Regions from separate parts of the Homo sapiens genome. Here region 1 is linked to region 2. Evidence: chromatin contacts called from ENCODE Hi-C data. All regions are on one chromosome and are shown on one strand. The core of a region is the stretch at or near the end of the contact, and the rest is flanking DNA. Distances in the headings are between cores, read along the strand shown.

The links. Hi-C counts contacts between places; a loop is a spot of excess contacts on that map. Pooled maps may share reads with other maps.
Region 1: a loop to region 2 is called in a map of B cell, with 20 times the contacts of the local background. The contact joins the promoter of WDSUB1 here to the promoter of ARL6IP6 in region 2. A Hi-C loop is called at or near these places in 3 of 168 maps with a recorded cell type or tissue (B cell and naive thymus-derived CD4-positive, alpha-beta T cell) and 6 of 50 pooled maps.

Annotation. Positions count from the first base shown.
Region 1 is chr2:159,284,329-159,288,396 of GRCh38, forward strand. WDSUB1 (WD repeat, sterile alpha motif and U-box domain containing 1) reads right to left here and starts at 2,375. Exons shown (of 11, transcript NM_001128212.3): 1 at 2,255-2,375. RefSeq lists silencers at 2,209-2,648, 2,335-2,504.
Region 2 is chr2:152,715,796-152,720,016 of GRCh38, forward strand. ARL6IP6 (ARF like GTPase 6 interacting protein 6) reads left to right here and starts at 2,825. Exons shown (of 4, transcript NM_152522.7): 1 at 2,825-3,229. The coding sequence starts at 2,830. PRPF40A (pre-mRNA processing factor 40A) reads right to left here and starts at 1,666. Exons shown (of 26, transcript NM_001365597.4): 1 at 1,435-1,666; 2 at 200-331. The coding sequence starts at 1,644. RefSeq lists enhancers at 1,366-1,665, 2,214-2,919, 2,386-2,455, 2,476-2,565, 2,796-2,995 and 2 more and a silencer at 2,066-2,165.

The DNA of each region.
Region 1 (4,068 bases), core at 1,125-3,624, 6.6 Mb after region 2:
GCCTTTCTCATAAGGAGTTCTCAAAAATACCTCACTCCAGATCTGCTCATCTCAACTCAAAAAGTATTTTCTATTCTAATAAACTATCTTAGCTGTTCCCTTCACAGGATGGAGCCAAGGCTATCTGCTCCGCCTTTAAAATCAAACTGTAGGATTTGCTCTTAAAAAAAAACAACAAAAGTCTCATTGAAAATTTATTAATAAGTGACCATGTTGAAAGCTGTCCTATCATGGTTTGTCATCCTGTCTGATAAATAGTAAAATTATACAAAAGACTTGAGGTGAGGAACCACCTCTGAATGAATCAAGGAAACCAAGAAAAGAAAACCTAAGAAAGTGTCAAAAAATGAACTTAGCCAGACCACGCTCAAGAACAAATTTACAAATTTAGAATAAAATCAAACTCATCATGGCAAACAAAATCCTATACAGTCTTATGTAATCAAAATCCTATATAATTCCCGCCTGCCCACTTCTCAGATCTCAACTCTGGCCACTGTCCCTCTCTTCTTTCCAGCCTCCTTGGCCTAACAGTCTTCCGTCTCCATAAAGCGGTTTTCTCAAGCTGAAATGTTCTTGCCTCTGCTCTTGGGATCCTATTTGTCATTTAGATCTCAATTTCAGTGTCTCTCCTCAGAGACGGTTTCCCTATTTAAAGTAGCCACTCCCTAGGCTAGCACATCACTCTATATTCTCAGCAATTACCACCAGCATCGGATATTTGTTAAATTGTCTCCTCCGACTAGGATGTAAATCCCAAAGGAGTAGGTACTTTGCCATCTTGCTCATTTCTGTATCCACACCATGTAAAACTGTCAGGCACCTAATGTACTTAAATAAATATAAGTTGAATATTTATTTTGTTCGAGCCCAACTGAGTTCCAGCCTTTAAATAATCCATATGTAATATGAAATTAGAAAATCTACCAAGACTAAATATATATACACACACAGAAACATAACTGACGGTGGAAAACTGGTGTCAAGTGAGGCAGAATCAGCTCTGAAAGGGGCAGGTATAACCTTGACTTGTAAAATTGATAATCCTTTGTCCTAGTCTTATTTACGGAAACACCTCTACCAAAGAAAAAAAAAGTCTGGGCGCGATGGTGCACACCTGTAGTCCCAGCATTTTGGGAGGCCGAGATGGGTGGAACACTTGAGCCCAAGAGTTTAAGACCAGTCTGGGCAACAAGGCAAGACCCCATCTCTCTAAAAATAAAAATAATTAGCTGGGTGTGGTGGCGAGCACCTGTAGTCCCAGCTACTCGAGAAGCTGAGGCGGGAGCATCACTTGAGCCCCGGAGGTGACGCCGGCGGTGAGCTGTGATTGCACCACTGCACTCTAGCCTGGGCAACAGAGCAGGACCCCATCAATCAATCAAACAAATATTAAGGCATAAGGAGCATGCCTTTCCCTATCTTCATCTTATCCTTTTAGGATAAGTTCAGCTTCTTTTCTTCGAACATAAACTCCAATAAAGCCTAAAAACCAAACACGAAAATTTCTGGTAGACTATCCCTGTACTGCTGTCTTGAAAACAATCAAGACCAGGTGGTGCTTTCTGGAGAGCTCGCAAATCCCAGCTGTGCAAGTGCGCACAGGTGATTTTCCAAACAAACTCCGGCTCCCAGCCCTCTGCCGCACTCAGCTCCCTTTGCAAGTTCCAGGGCATTCAGTGGGAAGTACCGAGGCCACCGTCAGCTGAACAGTTTGTTTTGAAAAAGCTCTCAGGCCTACCCAGGACCTGCCTTGGGGTAGGGGGGGCGGTGTGGGCGTTCCCTCGGGCCTCGGCTGTCACGCGAACAGTAAATTCCCGGGCACACCAGGTCAGTTGGCCAGCGTAAACACATGAATCCCATCTCATTCAAAGCAAACCCGAAAGGTGTCCAGCGCTCCCAAAATAAAGTCCGCCACTTACACCCCCCATGCACGAAAGACCAGGAATGTGCCCCCCTCTATGAGCGGCCGGGCCTCTGTGGACTGAGCGACCCCAGGCAAGAGGGAGGCCTGGGAGGCAGGGAGCTCACCCGCAAGGGGCTTCCTTCCACCCGACGCCGACACGCCCGCCCTAGCCCCGGGCCAAGGGTGCACGAACCACGCCTCGCCGCACTCAAGGTCCCGGTTGGGCCCTGCTGCGCGGTTAGAACCGGGAAATGGAGGGCTCAGACGCCCCGCGCGAGCAGGCCCAGCCGCGCTTCCCCACCTGCCGCCACCGCCGCTGAGCCGGCCCGTGGGCGCGGCCGCTCTCACCTGCAGGAGCGGGGGCGCGCGGGATCCGCCTTCAAGGTGCCCACGGGCGGTGCGGGTCACGTGCCGCGCAGGTGAGGCTGGCGGGGCGGGCGCCGGCGGAGACCCAGAGCAGAGGGAACAGGCCCCGCCCCCGAACGCCCGCGGGGACCCAGAGCGGAGGGAACAGGCCCCGCCCCCCGAACGCCCGCTGTGACCCAGAGCGGAGGGAGTAGGCCCCGCCCCGCGAAAGCCTGTGGAGACCCAGGGCGGAGGGAACAGGCCCCGCCCCCGGGACCGGCCCCTGAGGCGGCGCATGCGCGCTCTTCCGCCCGGACTGCGAGTTCCTCCCCAGCTTCTGGCTCCTAGGGTCAAGGCGATTTCAGGCTTGGAAAGGGACTTCCGTCGCAAATCTTTCTGTTTTTGCTAAAGCTGCGGTCGCAAGGCCTAGTGATCGCCTGAAACGTCGTTTTAAAGGGGCGTTGCATGGAATGTTCGGCCATCCCTGCTGAAAGTTTTTACCTCTTTCTCCAGTTCTCCACCCTGCACTGTGTACTCCGAGGCCGGTCTCCCAGATTGGCCTTCTCTATTTCGGCCACCCTGGGCGGTCCGTGACTTGGCGTCTTCTGCCCTCGCCTCCTCATTCGGGTTCCCCTAGGGGTCTCTCCCGGGCAGGCTGCCTGCCCCGGGCCCCAGCCCTGCCGTTGGGTGGGTATCCTGAGCTCACTGGAACCCCGGGCGCCTTTTCTTCAGCCTTTCCCAGTGCGTCCCACTGGCTCACGGTAGACTGGTTTCCACGTGTCATTGACTACAAAGTGGCCCTGCCAGTGCTTTTTGAGATAAAAATTATCCAGAAAAAAAAAAGTTCCTGAGCAAATTACCACTTGTTAACTAAATGCACAACATAGTGTGGGACTATGTTCAGATGAAAATCAAAGATACAGAGAGCTTTTATTTTTAATCCATGAGGAAACATTAAAAATATATCAGCCTGTGGAGACCGAAGTTACATTTGAAGAGTAATGACCTAAAATGCTCACATTTAAAGATGAAATTGAGACCGTGGGAAACTATTTGCAATGAAAAAGATTAAGGGGAAAGGGAAGATTAAAAATTAGGATTTTGTGAAGTTCTTGTTAATTTTTTAAAATTAGCGGAGTGCATCATGATTGAGACTTTGAACACCAAATTCCATTCCAAAGTATTGCCAAAACAGTATTTTTCTAAAAACAAGTTTTTGATTGTATAAATAATAGAGCTCTCTGTAGGAAACACAGAATATATAACAGGAAAATAAATAGTCAATAATTACACCCCTCAGAGATCACCCACTCAGAGATAACATTTTCTCTCAGTCTTTCAGAAAAACTAATTTTACAAAAAGTCCTGGAAACTGCCTTTTTAAACAAACTTGTGTCATGAGCTGTTCCCATGTCTAAAATTTCATTAGCTTTTTTTTCTACATAATGGTCTACATATAAACATACCATAAATTATTTAACATTTTCCCTGTTGCTGGATGGTTTCAACAATTTTGATCTTAGTGTAGATAATGCTGGATTAAATATCTTTGTACCTAAATCTTTTTCTTTTAGCCTCAATATATTACCACGTTATGTACATAAATCTTTTTCCATATTTATGAATATGTACTTAGGATAAAAATTGAAATGGAGGCCAGGTGCGGTGGCTCACGCCTGTAATCCCAGCACTTTGGGAGGCCAAGCTGGGTGGATCACCTGAGGTCAGGAGTTCAAGACCAGCCTGGCCAACGTGGTGAAACCCCATCTCTACTAAAAATAGAAAAAAATTAGCCAGGCATGGTGGCACGCACCTGT
Region 2 (4,221 bases), core at 1,575-4,074:
ATTTAAATTTCTCAGAAGACTTTTCCATTATTCAAATTTCCGTTACAGTCATGATTTAACATTTGGCTTATTTGAAATTATTCGGGCATAAACTAATCATTAAACAGCTATAACTACTGACCTAGATTCTGAAATCTTGATAGAATACCTGAGGCAAAAACAAATAAATAAATGCAAAATAAAACAAAAACAGTCTTACTTGTCCCATTGGTGGCCCTCCCATAGGGGGCATCATCTGCGGCATCATTCCATGAGGTACAGGAGGCATATTCGCTCTCTGACCCATAGGGTGCATTCCCATTGGGGCATAATGCATGCCAGGGTGCCCCATCTGAAAAACAGTGAACATTTTTAAATGAGCAAATAATACTAAATGCTTCTCAAAAATCTCATTTCAACAGATCAGTTATCTGAAGCGACATAATATTAAGCTTATGTGTAATAACATCATTGGATTAGTCTATACCTTGTTTCAAACAAAACGCATTCTGCTAGTATTTAAAACGAGCTTGCAAATTCCGTAAAAAAATGGGAAAAGTTAAGATGAATCCTGGACCGCTGGATCATAGGTTTTCTCTCTCTTTTTTTTAAGCACTGACTTAACCAGCTACTAATTGGCTTGCTAAGCTTGGAGGATACACATTGAATACTAATTTTAAAACTGTTATGGTGAAAACAACAACTCTCCTATTTCATGCAGATATAAAAGATAGCCAGCTATTGTTATTTTATAACACTACTGATTTTAAACTTTAAAATGCTCTATCCAATTAACTCAGGTGAGAGTCGGTCTTACAAAACACAAACAGTATGGCTACCCAGGCACAATTCACTCCTAACAAACTTATTTCCTAACATAACCTTTAAGACAGGTAAAATTCCTTCTGCCAAAAATACATTTTCAAAGACTGAGGTTCTGTCACTCACGGACACTAAATGCAAACAACTAATTCATCCTTTTTAACGCAGTTTAAAAAGACAACTACTTTCTTTACCGATGAGTCCATTGTTCTATGTTTTAAATTAAAACCACCTAATTATCTCCTGCCAATTGTCCCAACAGTTCCCCCTGCAGACCACCCCGACGACTAATGAAAACAAATTTTGGCAGCCGCTGTTAAAGTCTTACAGTATCAAGCCCCTGCCTCCCCCTCCCAGCTAAAATCGGGCCTAAAGCTCCAAGACGCTCACCCCGCCCAAGAGCCAGCACCTTCACCACGCATCTGTCTAGGCCAAGCCCACGGGGAACTTCCAGGGTCTCACATCCTTCTCTTTGTGCATTTCCACCCTCCACTTCTCTCCCTCAGAACATATCCCACCATCTCGAGTTCTTCCTTCGTCCACTCTTATCTTCTTCTCCTTTCGGAGAAAGCTTCCTGTTTCTCACTCCGTTTTTCATTGTGCCGCCTTCCCCCTGCCCCACTGATCCCTTACCGAGGGCCGTCTCCTCAGGAAGCCGTCAGCAGAGACCCAAGAGCCGGAGCAGAGGCTTGAGCCGGACAATCTCCGCTCCCCGTCCCCAGGACCCTGCGAGGGAGGATGGCTCTCCATTTCACTCACCATGAGGCCTCCACGCTCAGCTCCCGTCCCCGGCCTCATCGTCGGGCTCAGACTGCTCCGCCGGCGGCCACTGCCGCTACACATACCAACAAGAAGCGATCTGAGTGGCTGGCGCCCACTGGGGCTAAAGGTTAAAGGCTGCCCTGCGCTACGGGGCGGGATCAGCGGGGCCAACAGGCTGACGGGCTTCCCCGCTGTCCAATCAGAATGCGCCGCCGACACGCAGCTCTGCGGCGATTCGCCCCCAGCCTCAGCCTCACTCGGCGTCGCCTGCATGGGGGGGGGGGAGGAGGAGGACGGAGGAAGTTTCTGCGCCGAGTCCTCCGTCGGGAAAACTCTACCAACTTCCCCAGGGGAAGGGAAGACAACAGTGTCCCAGCTTCCCGAGCTTAGACCGCCTCACCCCGTAGGGGGTGGGGCAGTGGGGGTCTGCCACCTTCACCCTCCCCGCCCGAGTTACGTACGCCCCACAAACCTGAGGCCGCCAGGGGTAGGGTGGAGGGGGCGGGGGTAAGCAGCCTGTAGTGTTAGCGGTGGCTGGGACCGAATGCGCGCGCGCGGTGCTCGAGGCGGAGGGGAGGAGGCGGGGAAGGCGAAAGGAGGGGTTCGGAGGAGAGGGTTCGATCTCCGTACGCACCAGGTGGAGAGCGCGCGCCTGGGGAAGGAGGCGTGTCGAGTAGCGGGAGGGAAGTTGTAGTACGGGTGGGGAGAACCACACTAAAGGGAGATGGGGGTGAGCAGTTAAGGAACCGCGAGAGCGCCAGGTAGAGAGGTGCCCTTAATGGGGGAACCTGGAGAAGAGTGTGAGCGTAGTGGGGAAGAAGGGAGAAGACAAATAGGTTCGGGAATGTGTCTCCGAGGGCGCGAGCGGGCGCTAGGACCCGGCGTCGAAAAGATGAGGCTTTGGGGCTGTCGGGGCGCGCGCTCCCGTTGGTGACGCGGGGGTGGCGGAGGTCTCCGGCCGGGACGAAGCCCCGCAGGGAGTGGATACTCGACAGCCTTCGGCCTCCGCTCGCTTCTCCCTGCGCGCTTTCCTGCTCCCCTTTCCGGCTACAGCCCTGGGGTCGAGCTCTGGTCGAAGCGCATTCCGCCTCTCCTTTGGCCCTGCGGCTTCCTTTGCAACCCGCCGCCCACCCTTGCTCTCCGTGGTTTACCCCTGGGCTCTGAGGCCTGGTGGTAGCGGCCACTGCCGCGGATTGGCTGTTGCGGACCCGGGGCGGGGCAGGTGGGAGAGGCTCGTTCTCCGCGGGTTTCGTTGTGTTTCGCGCCATGTCGTTTGCTGAGAGCGGGTGGCGGTCGGCTCTGCGGCGCCGCGGTCCCGGCACCCCGGGCCCTGTGGCTCGGCCATCGTATTCCTCCTTTACTCAGGGGGACAGCTGGGGTGAAGGCGAAGTCGACGAGGAGGAGGGATGCGACCAAGTGGCCCGCGACCTGCGGGCGGAGTTCTCGGCTGGGGCGTGGTCAGAGCCCAGAAAGCGCTCGGTGCTCCCGCCGGACGGGAACGGGTCGCCCGTTCTGCCCGATAAGCGCAATGGTATCTTTCCCGCGGCCGCGGGCAGCAGAGCCCAGCCTCGGCGGTGGCCGGTCCAGGTCCTCTCTATTCTCTGCTCGCTGCTCTTCGCCATTCTTCTCGCCTTCCTCCTCGCCATCGCCTACTTGATCGTTAAAGGTATTGAAGCCGACGCCTTGAAAGTCTGTCCAGAGTAAAGTTGAGCCAGGGTGTGGCTCTCGTCTCCACCCATCTCCCTTTCCCTCGCGCTAAGCCCTCAGGCTGGCAGCTGCTTTCACCCAGAGTCCTCATTTGCATCTTACTTTGCTCTCCCGCCCTTTGCCTTTTCTAAGTGGAGCGTCCTGATCCATGATCAGGAGACGTATTTTTAAAAAGGATCGTTTGATTAAATGGGTACTCTTGAAGAAATATCTTCAAGTCCTTGAACACTGGGGATGAAATATTGTGAAGATTAAACAAAATGCGAAACACCCACCATTAAAAGGAGACAGTGAAAAGTGCATATAATTAAAATAGGCCATGTTCAATGGCCTTCATCCACAAATAAAGATGTGCTGTCCACCAATTCCTCTACACAGAATCTTGAGGGACAAAGATTTTCATCGCATAGTCCAAATTTCTTCTTTTATAGGTAAAATAATTAGCCTCTCAGTTTTTAAGTTTGTATCCAGGTGTAGTGCACGGAGTTCTGTTGCAGAAAGTATAGTCCACTCGTCCTCTAATAATTTTGTTTTTCTGTCTGAAGTTGAAATATTGGCCGGTTGAAGTTTATTGCAAGGCATACGGTTGTATAATTTAGTTGGCTAGTGTATATTATAGTGGAAAGAAGCAGAGTTAAGTTTAAATTTCCATTCTCACTAGTTTGTGACCTTTGCCAAGTTACTGAAAAAAAAAAAAAAAAAAAAAAAACAAAAGAACTTTGTTGTATGAAAAGCACCCAAAACATTGTCACTGAAGTGTTATTTTTGTACTTCATTAAATATAATTAAATCTATTTAACTCCAGTTTTTATTTGTCCTCATTGCTTCCCAGCGTTTAGTGGGCTACAGATGGCATGGCATCTAAAACCTTACAATGCTTGATTTTCATACAGAAGACACTTTGGCCAGTTGATGTGGGTTTTACCTCTTCATAAAATGGTAAACTGAATG